Linked DNA regions of Homo sapiens: region 1 is linked to region 2. Evidence: chromatin contacts called from ENCODE Hi-C or POLR2A ChIA-PET data. All regions are on one chromosome and are shown on one strand. Each heading gives the region's core, a stretch centred on a gene start or an enhancer-like site at or near the end of the contact. The rest is flanking DNA. Distances are from core to core; before and after follow the strand shown. Region 1 holds the start of DERL3 (derlin 3). Region 2 holds the start of LINC01659 (long intergenic non-protein coding RNA 1659).

What was found. Hi-C counts contacts between places; a loop is a spot of excess contacts on that map. ChIA-PET counts read pairs that join two places held with the same protein, here RNA polymerase II (POLR2A).
Region 1: a map of prostate gland shows a loop between it and region 2 (4-fold over the local background). The contact joins the promoter of DERL3 here to the promoter of LINC01659 in region 2. A Hi-C loop is called at or near these places in 1 of 168 maps with a recorded cell type or tissue (prostate gland). POLR2A ChIA-PET finds 5 or more read pairs at or near these places in 1 of 52 experiments (WTC11).

What each region holds. Positions count from the first base shown.
Region 1 is chr22:23,836,726-23,842,853 of GRCh38, reverse strand. It overlaps DERL3 (derlin 3), which reads left to right and starts at 3,848. Exons shown (of 7, transcript NM_001002862.3): 1 at 3,848-3,959; 2 at 4,078-4,143; 3 at 4,217-4,290; 4 at 4,409-4,502; 5 at 5,000-5,195; 6 at 5,700-5,790; 7 at 5,892-6,128. The coding sequence starts at 3,867. The coding sequence ends at 5,985. SMARCB1 (SWI/SNF related BAF chromatin remodeling complex subunit B1) reads right to left here. Exons shown (of 9, transcript NM_003073.5): 9 at 4,845-6,128. RefSeq lists an enhancer at 87-644 and a silencer at 3,623-3,925.
Region 2 is chr22:23,432,314-23,437,750 of GRCh38, reverse strand. It overlaps LINC01659 (long intergenic non-protein coding RNA 1659), which reads right to left and starts at 4,187. Exons shown (of 3, transcript NR_110538.1): 1 at 3,690-4,187; 2 at 3,021-3,191; 3 at 2,680-2,927. RefSeq lists an enhancer at 1,408-2,099.

The sequences.
Region 1 (6,128 bases), core at 2,599-5,098, 410 kb before region 2:
CCAGGGAGGTGGCATGGGGAGCAGAGCCCATTGTCACCTTGCCGAGGAACCACAGGTCTCCACCCACCCACCATCCTCAGCACAGGAGAAAGAAGGCTGGCCCAGCCGACAGGTCTGCCACCCTGATGTTAGGGTAAGGCACACCCTGCATCTCTAGGACCCTGGGAACTTGGGATGCCCAGGGCTTCCCTCTATAAAGAATTATCTGGAGGGGCTCAAGGGTCCAAGGAGAAGTGGACCTAGTATTTCCAGAGTGGCCTGTTCTGGGCCTCAGACTGGACAAGAAAGAATGGAGGTCTGCCCCAGGCCCTGTTCTGCATCCTTACGTGCCTCAGTTCCCCCATCTGAGGATATCCCGGGGCTCCGGAAAGGGAGCCTCTGCAGTGGACCCAGCTGCTGTTCCCTGGATGTCCTCCCTCCCAGCCCTGGCTGGCCTCCCCCACCCGCCCCAGGCTCCTGGCCTCCCAGGAATGTGCTTCTCAGCCCCCAATCTGGGCGCCTGCCTTATCGGCCCCCAGTCGAAGGGGAGACAGACGCCCCTGTCGACAATGACATCCCCTCCTGTTAGCCCCAGCCTGACCCTGAGTTGAGGGCCGGCCAGCGCCTGCTAAGTGCCTGGAGGAGGAATATCTCCCCTTCCCCACGCTGACATGAAACCCGACCTCCTGCACCGGCTCCTTTGTGCCCACCGGGCGCCCGCCCAGGCGTCAGAGGCCCTGGGTCCCCGCCCTGCTGCACACTGTGGCTGCCAGGGTGGGATTTGCTCTGCCTGGCATGCTTCCAACATGACCTTAGCCTGCTTTGCTGGAAAACCAAGGTTGTCTGCGGGGGTCCGCTCACCCTGCTCCCAGCCCCCAACCCCTCAGTGTCTTGGTCCAACCCCTGCTGTATGAGGCCAGACCTTCTCCTCACATCCCTCCAGCAAATGCACTTCCCTCCAGCACTCCAGGCTCTCCCCGTCCCCTCCAGAGCAGGGAGGAAGGCTCCTGAACCCACTGTCATTAGGCACTGGTCTCACCCCACTCCCCAGGGAACCCCTCTCAGGGCCCTTGTGGGACCCTCACGCTCTTGGGATCCACCTGAGAGCCTTCTCAGCCAGTTCTCCCTCTTGGCCAGTTCCAGTCTCCTCGGGGGACCTCAGGGCCCTGTCCAGAGCATCCCTCGTTTTCCACACTTCCCTCCAAGGCTGCACTCCCCTTGTTTGTTAAGGCACATCCATTTGTGTGCCTTCCTCTCCCTCCTGCCTGCCATTATCCTGGTTACCAGGAACCTTGGCATGGCTGCAATTCACAGTCCCTTCCCGGGCCACGTCTCCCTGGATTCTCACTGCCTGGCTCCTGAAGCCCTTTCCTGGCTCAGCCTCCCTTGGCCTCCCCAGCTGGGGCTGCCTTCCCTCCCTGGCTACTGCAGGTCAGGCTACCCAGGCCTGGCCTCTTTTCTCCATCAACCCTTGCCCCTTGAGCATCTCACACACGCCCAAAGCTACAAATACCATTGATCTACTACTGGATGACGGCACCCACATTTAGACTGTCTGCTCCAACCCCTACCCCAACACCACACTCAGATTTTTCCAAGTGATGTCACACAGATGCCTCAAATTCGATGAGTCCAGAACAGGACCCTCTATGCCCCTCACCTTCTCCCCACGAGCCCTCCATCTCAACAAAGACCACCACCATCCAACCACTCTGCGGCTCAGGCCTCTGAATCCACTTGGACTCCCCTCTCAGCCCTGTCCCGTCTGTAGGCAAACCCATATCCCACCCCTCCTTGTCCTCCAGGTTCCACCTCCCAGCCCCGAAAGTAATCACTGTCCCTTAAGGATTCCCCCTGCTCAAGGATTCCTCTGGCAGTCCACTACCCTGACAGCAAACACAGAGGTTTGTTGTTTTTTTTTAAATTTTAGTAACATATACACAACATAAAATTTGTCCAAACTATTTTCAAGTGTTCAGTTCAGTGGTATTAAACATTCTTATGCAACCCTCCCCACCATCCATCTCCAGAACTTTTTCATTTTCCCAAACTGGAACTGCACTCATTAAACAATAACTCCCTGATCCCCTCTCATATAAGTGGAACCATACAGTATTTGTCTTTTTGTGACTGGTTTTTTTTTTTTTGAGACGGAGTCTCACTCTGTTGCCCAGGCTGGAGTGCAGTGGTGCAATCTCGGCTCACCACAACCTCCATCTCCCGGATTCAAGCAATTCTCCTGCCTCAGCCTCCCGAATAGCCAGGATTACAGGTGCCCGCCACCACGCCCAGCTAATTTTTGTATTTTTAGTAGAGACGAGGTTTCACCATGTTGGCCAGGCTGGTCTCGAACTCCTGACCTCAGGTGATCCACCCGCCTCGGCCTCCCAAAGTGCTGGGATTACAGGTGTGAGCCACTGCGCCCAGCCTTGTGACTGGTTTATGTTACTGGGTGTAATGTCTTCAAGGGTCATCCATGCTGCATCATGTATCCGAATTTCATTCCTTTAAGGTTGAATGGTATTGCATTGCATGTAGACAGCACATTTCGTCTGTCTCATCGGTGGGTGAACTGATGTGAACCATTGTGAATAATGGGGCCATGAACATGGGTGTATGAACATCTGTTCAAGTCCCTGCTTTTGATTCTTTTGAATGTGTACCCACAAGCAGCATTGCTGGATCATACGGTAATTCTATTTTTAATTTTTTGAGTCATGATCATATTGTTTTTCACAGCGGATGCACCATTTTATATTCCCACCAACGGTGCCCAAGGGTTCCAATTTCCCCATATCCTCGCCAACACTTATTTTGTTTTATTGTTTTGCTTTTCACAGTTACCATCCTGATGGACACAGGGATGCTTGCAAAGTGACAAACTTTAGAGGTATCCCAGGTCACCCCACCTGGCACTGCGGACGCCCACGTGGCCCCACCCCTCACTTGGCAATATTCTCATCAAGTGTCAGCACTAGCTTATTGTATTGACTGCCTCCTGGCTGGACTCTAAGAGACAGTGTCTTTTATTGCATGCTACATCCCCAACATCTAGAACAGTGTCAGGCAAACAGTTGTTTAATAAACGGTGGAAGGAAGGAAGGGAGGGAGGGAGGGAGGGAAGGAGGGAAGGAAGGTGGGTAGGTTGGTTTCTATTTTCCACCAAAATATTGAGGACCTCTCCTGCCTGTCCACTTGCTCTGGTGCGCCTCTCAACCCTCGCGCCCCACCTGGACTCAATCCCGCAGTCCTGCCTCTCCTTCCTTGGGCCCCCGGGGAAGAACCCCGACAGCGGCCGGCACATTTGAGTGGGGCCCTGGACGTTTGGGGAGGTTTGGACACATTCCCGAATGCCTCCCTGCTGTGGGTTAGGTGGGCCTGTCTTGGGCTGGCAGCGAGGACAACGTTGTGGCTAGGTCGTCAGTTAGTGAGCCAGCACGGTCTGAGCCGCCACACTCCGCGCCCCGCCCACGCGCCCCGCCCTTTCCAGTTTTGCCTCGCCTGCTCGGGTCTTCGCTCCTGTAACCCATACGATCTTAGCCCCGCCCCCGTGGTGTCGTGGGTCCACGCTACTGGTCCTCTCCTAGAAAGCCGCGAAATGACCAGTTCCTCATTGGCCACACGTTCTCCCGCGCCACCACCGCAGCCACAACAACCGCCACGTGCTCAACCTTGGCGCCTGCCCATTGGCCACCAGCCTCTACCCGCCCACTCTCCCTTTCCGCCCCTAATTTCCCTCTTCTTCCTTCCATTGGCTGTCGGGCTCAGGGGCTCTCTTTTCAGCCTGGGGCGCGCAGCGCCTCGGATGCGGATTGGCCGAAGGCGGGGCTGGGAGGCGGGTTAAAGAGCGCGTTGCTGGCTGGGCCACGCGTGCTTGAGAAGGTTCAATGGCGTGGCAGGGACTAGCGGCCGAGTTCCTGCAGGTGCCGGCGGTGACGCGGGCTTACACCGCAGCCTGTGTCCTCACCACCGCCGCGGTGGTAAGCGGCCGGGCGGACCGGACGTCGCCTTGGTTACAGCCTCTGGCGGGAGGGGTGAGGGTCGCCATGGTTACGGCGTGGCTCCCGGGCAGCTCTTGACTGGCCCCTGGTTCCACAGCAGCTGGAGCTCCTCAGCCCCTTTCAACTCTACTTCAACCCGCACCTTGTGTTCCGGAAGTTCCAGGTGAGGCCGCCCCGCGCCGCGCACCTGTGGGCCCGACCCACCCACCCCGCACCTGACCGCCCGTCCCCCGTAGGTCTGGAGGCTCGTCACCAACTTCCTCTTCTTCGGGCCCCTGGGATTCAGCTTCTTCTTCAACATGCTCTTCGTGTATCCTGCGCCCTGCGGACACGGGCTGGGTGGAGGGCAGGCCGGCCGGGCTGGGAGAGAGGCCGGGACGGGGAAACTGAGGCCCCGCCTGGTGGCACTTCCTATACCGACGCCGTAGGTTCCGCTACTGCCGCATGCTGGAAGAGGGCTCCTTCCGCGGCCGCACGGCCGACTTCGTCTTCATGTTTCTCTTCGGGGGCGTCCTTATGACCGTATCCTTCCCGCAGGCTCTGGAACCTCGGGCTAGGGCGCCTCGGCGTCCAGCCTGTGTTGGTCCTGGGGCCAACACAGCCATGCCAGAGAGGGACACAGTCGCTGTCTCCAGCTTAGTATGTGTTGAGGGCCCACTCTGTGCTCAGCTGCAGGGGTCAGGGCTAGATCTTCAGTGCTGTATGCAAAATACAAAGCCATGCACAAAAGAGCCAGGTGGGTTGTCAGGGCCACTAGCTGAGCCCTGAATGCGAGTAGCCGGGAGAAACTGGGGCAGGGACAGGCAGTGGTTGGGCCCTGGGATGAGGCTGTAGGTGTGCAGGGCAGATTTCGTGGGACCTGAAGCCCGTGGAGTGTGTCGCCTTTATTGGACTGGCTCATCTTGATGAGGGAATAGCACATAGGGGAGATGAGGGGAAGAATTCCAGGGTCTTGGGAAGTCAGAGGGGCCCTGGGCTTGGGCTGAGGCCTGCACCGGAGCACCTTGACTCTGGCCCAGCTGCTGGGACTCCTGGGCAGCCTGTTCTTCCTGGGCCAGGCCCTCATGGCCATGCTGGTGTACGTGTGGAGCCGCCGCAGCCCTCGGGTGAGGGTCAACTTCTTCGGCCTGCTCACTTTCCAGGCACCGTTCCTGCCTTGGGCGCTCATGGGCTTCTCGCTGCTGCTGGGCAACTCCATCCTCGTGGACCTGCTGGGTGAGCCTCCCGGTACATCTAGTCCGCCCCAGGCTGGCCACTCCCCTCAGGACACGCTGCTTATGCCCTGGGGCCCCTCTCCCATCCTTGCTGGAGTTCTCCTCACACCTGGCTCCATCCCCATCTTCCTGCCCTCCCAGCTGCTGTGCTCTTACAGCCCCTCAAGCCAGCCGGCCCACATAATTTGCATCGTCAGGACGGATCTACTGATGCTTGCACGGTCCTGATGGGAGTGAGGATGGGAGGGTCAGGGTTCCTGCCCCATGGCTCCCACTCCTCCACTATTCTCAGGCCCTCCCCTCCCTGGGTCCTGCCTGCTTCTGGGCCTTTTAAGCTTGTCCTTCACGGCCAACCCGGGGCTGGCACTCTGTGCAAGGCTTTGGGGCACTCATGCTGTGGGGCCTGCAGGGCCACCAGGCTGTGGATGGGGGCCTGGGGCAGGCTCTGCTGGTCTAGGACTCTGGGCTGTGGAGGGTGACCCCACAGTCCGTGGCTGTCTCACAGGGATTGCGGTGGGCCATATCTACTACTTCCTGGAGGACGTCTTCCCCAACCAGCCTGGAGGCAAGAGGCTCCTGCAGACCCCTGGCTTCCTGTGAGTGTTGAGAGCCCTCCCTCCCTCTCCCCACCCTCAGAAGGATCCCCACCGATGGGGACCTGTGCTGGCCTGTGCTCAACACGGGCCCCTCCCCACAGAAAGCTGCTCCTGGATGCCCCTGCAGAAGACCCCAATTACCTGCCCCTCCCTGAGGAACAGCCAGGACCCCATCTGCCACCCCCGCAGCAGTGACCCCCACCCAGGGCCAGGCCTAAGAGGCTTCTGGCAGCTTCCATCCTACCCATGACCCCTACTTGGGGCAGAAAAAACCCATCCTAAAGGCTGGGCCCATGCAAGGGCCCACCTGAATAAACAGAATGAGCTGCAGTCTCTTG
Region 2 (5,437 bases), core at 2,938-5,437:
AAACCTTACGTTCAGTGAAAGACGCCAGACGCCAGAGACCACTCATCGCTGAGCCCATCTCCCTGCAACACTGCCGGTAGGGGAGTCTAGAGACAGAACACAGACAGTGGCTGCCGATGGCTGGGAGGGGATGGCTATGGGGCACGTTTCCTTCCAGGGTGATAAAGGCATTCATTCCAAGATAGACTGTGATGATGGCTGCACGCTCTGTAGATGACATCTCAATCAAGCTGCTTCATGAGAAAGGCCCAGCCACTGACCACGGGGTGAACGTCCTGCCGTCCACAGTCCCTGGCCGAGAAGAAAGTATGACTGACAGGTAAGACTACCTAAAGTCCCAGGCACACCCTGGGGCGGGGAGGAGGCTGGGGACAAGGACAGAGTGTGCAAAGACACGCCGGGCTCTGGGAGGTCAGCAGAGAGTCTGGACCCCAGATTTGAGGCAGCCAGGAACTGCCTGCCAGTCCCAGCTCATATGGCCTGAGCTTGGCCAACCGTGGCGGGTCCCACTCGCAGATGGCCAGCTGCCTCCGTGCCCTGGGGCAGGGATGTCCTGTTCCTGCTCTTTAGAGTGACAGGGAGGCCCTCCCTAACAGACTTCTCAGTCATTTAGGTTGGGGGCAAAAGGGGCTGGCCGCAGCTTCGTGTAGGTGGAGCAGGGCTTGGTGGGGGGGCAGGGCTAGGTGGGCTTGCCCGGGGTCGAGGTGGTGGTCACTGTCTAGTCCCCACCCAGGACAGACACTCGGGGTCCCAGGGAGGGCTCTGCCTCCTGCCTGGCAGGAAAGCGTCCTGCCCACCCGGTGCCATGGCCTGGGGAGTGCTTGGCTCTCAGGCCAGCTGCCCGCAGGAGAAGCTGGGACTGGGGCGGGGAACCAGCCTGTTCGCTTCCGAGTGGGGCTGACAAACCCCCAGCCTCTTCACAAAGCCTCCAAAAACGGAATGTCGTGGGGAACTGGACGCAGATCCACAGGGCCATAGAGAGCATTTCCGGCTTAGTCAAGGGAGTAACTTTTTAACAGTTTAAATGCGCGTGATGGGATGTGCAGGCTTGGGAGGCAGTGGACCAGATAAAACCATTGGCCAGAAGATACAGAAGGGCTCTAGGCCGCCCAGGCCCTTCAGTTAGAACATCCCCCACCCCTCCCCCCCGGCTCCCAGGGCAACGTCAGAGACCATCTGGATGGAGGATGGGGCTGGTCCTGGCTTCTCACAGTTTGGGAGGTGGGGCAGCTGGGCACCAGGTCAGCAAGCCACAGGTCCACCCACAGCCAAGGCCCAGGCTCCCCGCCTCCCCCCGTAACCACCTAGACACAGAGCACAGACCCTGCCTGGCCATCGGCCCTCCAATCCCTGCTGGAAGATGTGCCCAGGCGGAGCAGGACCCCCGCATTACTGCTGCGCGTCCAGCACCTGCAGCGGGGCCCAGCACGGTGGGCATTCCACATGGGCGAGGGCCAGACGAGTGAGCCACACCCCACCCTTTACTCAACCATCCCCCATGAGGACGACATCAGAGTCGTCCCCCAAGCCCAGGTCTGACACTCTCTTTCCCCAACTTTGGCCTGGAGCCCGAGGCCTACCCCTCTGCTCTCCCTGCACGCTGGGTGCCCTGGAGCCGGTGAGCATGAGCACGTGAGATCCTGAGGCCAGAAACATCTCCCCAACCCAGCCAGACAAACTCTAATTCACCTGTGAGCCCCAGCTCCAGGCCACCTCCTCCAGGCAGCCTTCCTTGACTGCAGTGCACCCTGGGGTATCTGGGAGACGCCTCTGCACAGTCTTTGAATCGGGCTGTACAAGTATCTGTCCTAGCGGCAGCAGAGCCGCGTCATAAACAGTAAAACAAGCCCGGCGCGGTGGCTCACACCTGTAATCCCAGCACTTTGGGAGGCCAAGGCAGATGGATCACCTGAGCTCAGGAGTTCGAGACCAGCCTGGCCAACATGGCAAAACCCCGTCTCTACTAAAAATACAAAAAAAGCCAGGCATGGTGTCGGGTGCCTGTAATCCCAGCTACTCGGGAGGCTGAGGCAGGAGAATCACTTGAGCCCGGGAGGCAGAGGTTGCAGTGAGCCAAGATCGCACCACTGCACTCCAGCCTGGGCAACAGAATGAGACTCCATCTGACAACAAAACAAAACAAAACAATAAAACAGCAACAGCAGCTCAGGGCTCCTGCAGTTCAAGGTTTTAGCGGCCTGGGCATGCGGTTTCTCTGCCTACTTGGACCTGAGCAGCCTCCCTCTGCCCAATGTCACTGCACACTCCCTGCATGCCCCAGCCCTGACTCGGGTGAGTGGACCATGCAGACGGCGAGAGGCCATGCAGGCCAAGCCAGGATAGAGCGAACCCTGGCGGGGCCAGGTGGTCCCCGTGTGTTTGCAGCCTGGATGTGATGCCCACATCTCTGGGCCAGGCACAGCTCTCCACTGTCGGCGGCTGGTGGGATTAGATGTGACCAAGGCCGCTCCCGGGCCGGCTCTACTCTGTGGGGGGCAGGTGCGGCTCTGGGGGTCCTGTTGGGCCTGAGCACGTCCCGATAACCTGGCTGCTGCCCACTGCCCAAGCGCCAGAGCACTCGGCCACCAATGAGAGCTGTGCTTCCCTGGTCCTGGGTTAAAAATATCCCCGTAAGTGACAAGACTTTGAGAATTTCGTCTCTCCAGTCACTCACATGGGGGGCGAGGACAGCTCTTGGCTCCGCGTCTCGCCCGGCTGCATCTGATGGCTCCCTGGGCTGAAGCTGCATCTCATGAAACAGACGAGAAGTCATTCACAGCCCGACAGCACAGGCACAGAAATTTGCTGTTTTATACCAAGTTGGGCGGCCTGTCATCTAGAAGCTTCTGTCCTGACCTCCTCAGCGAAGAGGAAGTCATGGAACCAGCTGCTGAGCCTCCTGACCTCGGCCTGGCCTCTCCTGGCAGCTGTGGGCCCCAGGATGAAAGCGGGCACCACGTCACTCACGAGACAGAAGCTGTCGTTCTCAGAGCCTCCCAGGTGAGTGGCCGGGCGCCTACCTGAAGCTGGACGAGCCCACAGTGGCTGAGGCCAGTGGGGACCCAAGGGGCCGGTCCGGCCTTCCCGGACCACCAAGGAAGGTGGGCGCTGCTTCCCTCGCAGTGCAGATGGTCTCGGCCGTCACTCTGCTGTCCCTCTCCTGGCTGTGAGCTCAGCTTCAGTGTCCCCACCTGTGAAATGGGGAGACCCCCAATCCTTCTGGGCGGGTGCCTTGCCTCTGCCCTCGCATGAGTCTCCCCTTTCTGAGCTGGGATTCCATCTCTCCTGGGAATCAGGTGCTGCCTGGCTGAGAACCCGGTAGCCAGGCACAATCACGCCGTCACCACCCCAGCCCTCAACCAGACCCTGCCTGCTCGCCGCGCTCGGCCGCCATCTTCCTGTGGACGCCACTTACCCTCCGGCGTCGCCATCGGCTGCAAATTGCCTTGTTTTTCATCTTTGGCAGGGCTCAAAATTTGATCATGAAAGGGAATTTTCTTTTTTCTTTCTTAATTAGTACTTGGTAATATCACCAAGCTGTGAGTTTATGGCTTTGTAGATCTTGTGTGTTTGACACTAATTACTCACAAAGGCTTTTAAAGCTGCATTTCAACTCTGCAACCACCATGCCAGTAATTAAGCTAGAGGAAGCGGCAACAGATTTCATTTTTCACAGACACCCTTCCCACCTGTGCTCCCGCTCCGTGTGGCCGCAGCCCCCGTGGCCCTGTGGAAACCCAGCAGCTCCTTGCGGCTCCGGCCCTGGAGGCCTGAGGTGGCCTTGCCTCCAGGAGCCCGGGCTCAGCCGTCACAGCCGGGCAGGTACAATCAGGACGAGCTCCCTGTGAGACTGGGGACCCAGGCCCAGTCCCAACCCAGGTGAAGGTCCCTTCCTTCTGCCCCAGAGACGACTAACGAGCAGCTCCCCTGGCTGCCCCAGAGCCCCCCACAGGGGCCGTGGCTTCTGACCCTTCAGACTCAGCTGTTCCCAGGGGCCCTGCTTCTGCCCCGCCCGCCCCCACGGCTGCACTCAAGCCTGCGCTGTGCACACCGAGGCCAGCTGAGTACCGGATAGGACCTGGGCTGAGGCTGCCCAGCTCACAGGGAAGCAGAAGCCGAGAGACCAAGAAGAAAACATCCCCCAACTGGCTGACAGTCGCCCTCCTCGACCCCAGATGCCACTAAGAACAACGCAAAGTTCTGGCGCGCAGGGAGGGAAGTCCGTGTTGACTTGGGGGCGGGTCTGCAGCAGGAAGGCTGGGCACACCCTCCACTGGCTGCTCACTAACTCCCCTGCTGGCAGAACCTTCCGCTGCACAAGCAGAGGAGAAAGGAAGGCGTGGAAGAGAGCAGGTGGCCCACGGGCTGGGAGGGGCAGGGAGAGGAAAGGCGGCAAGGTTCCCAGCAAAAGAGAAGACGCCACTCCGAGAACCCCGGGAGGTATAAGGGAACCCTGTTTAGTAACGCTGCATGTGCAACAGATAACACGTAGTTCACGTGCACAGATGTGTGCAAACATCTATGATGTAACCGAGCGGGGCTGTGCAGAGCAACTGTTACAGTCTGAACTGTGTCCCCCAAATTTAGATACTAACCTAATCCCCATGTGACTGTATTTGGAAATAGGACCTTTAAGGAGGGAAGTCAAGTCTGATGAAGGTCATAAGGGTGGGTCCTGATCCAGCAGGGGCACCAGAGCTCTCCAAGTGCACAGGAGAAAGGCCACACAGGAATACAAGGGGCGGCCGTCCACAAGCCGGGAGGAGAGTCCTCCCCAGGGGCCAACTCCGGTGACCCTTGATCTCAGATTTCAGCCTCCAGAACTGTGTGAGACACACATCTGCGGTCTCAGCCCCCGCTGTGGGGCTCTGTGACGGCAGCCCCAGCCAGACCAGCAGAGTGGTGGACACGGCCAGGTCTTATTTTGGTGAACTAGCCCCTTGGCTCCACAGATCTCTGTAACGTGCTTATGTGGGAGGATGGTAGGGGCACGGCAGCCCCACCTAGGAAGCAAGGTCTCCACAACCATGGGTCATGTTAAACCAGCTCCTTCTCTGGAGGCTAAGGGCCTCACGTGGTCAACTGCAGCCCAAGGTCCTGAGCCCCCTGTCTGGTCCAACACCAGGTGCTTTGTCTCTCTTCTCCTTCGCACAGGTGGTCACCCTGCTGGACGCTGCCCCTTTCCCCACTGTCCTCACCCACCGAGACCAGGTCCTACCACAATAAAAGGACTCTGGTTAGGGCTTTATGGAGTCACCAGCCTTTCAGAGACACATGCTACAATACTTGAATGATTGCAGCTAAATTGATTACGATACCTTGGATTTGCTTCAGAATAATCCAGGAAGGGGGAAGAGGGTGGGATGGGCTCACAGGGACTTCTCGATGCTGTTTTCCATATTTTTATATATATGCTTAAAACTTTCCATGGCAAAAA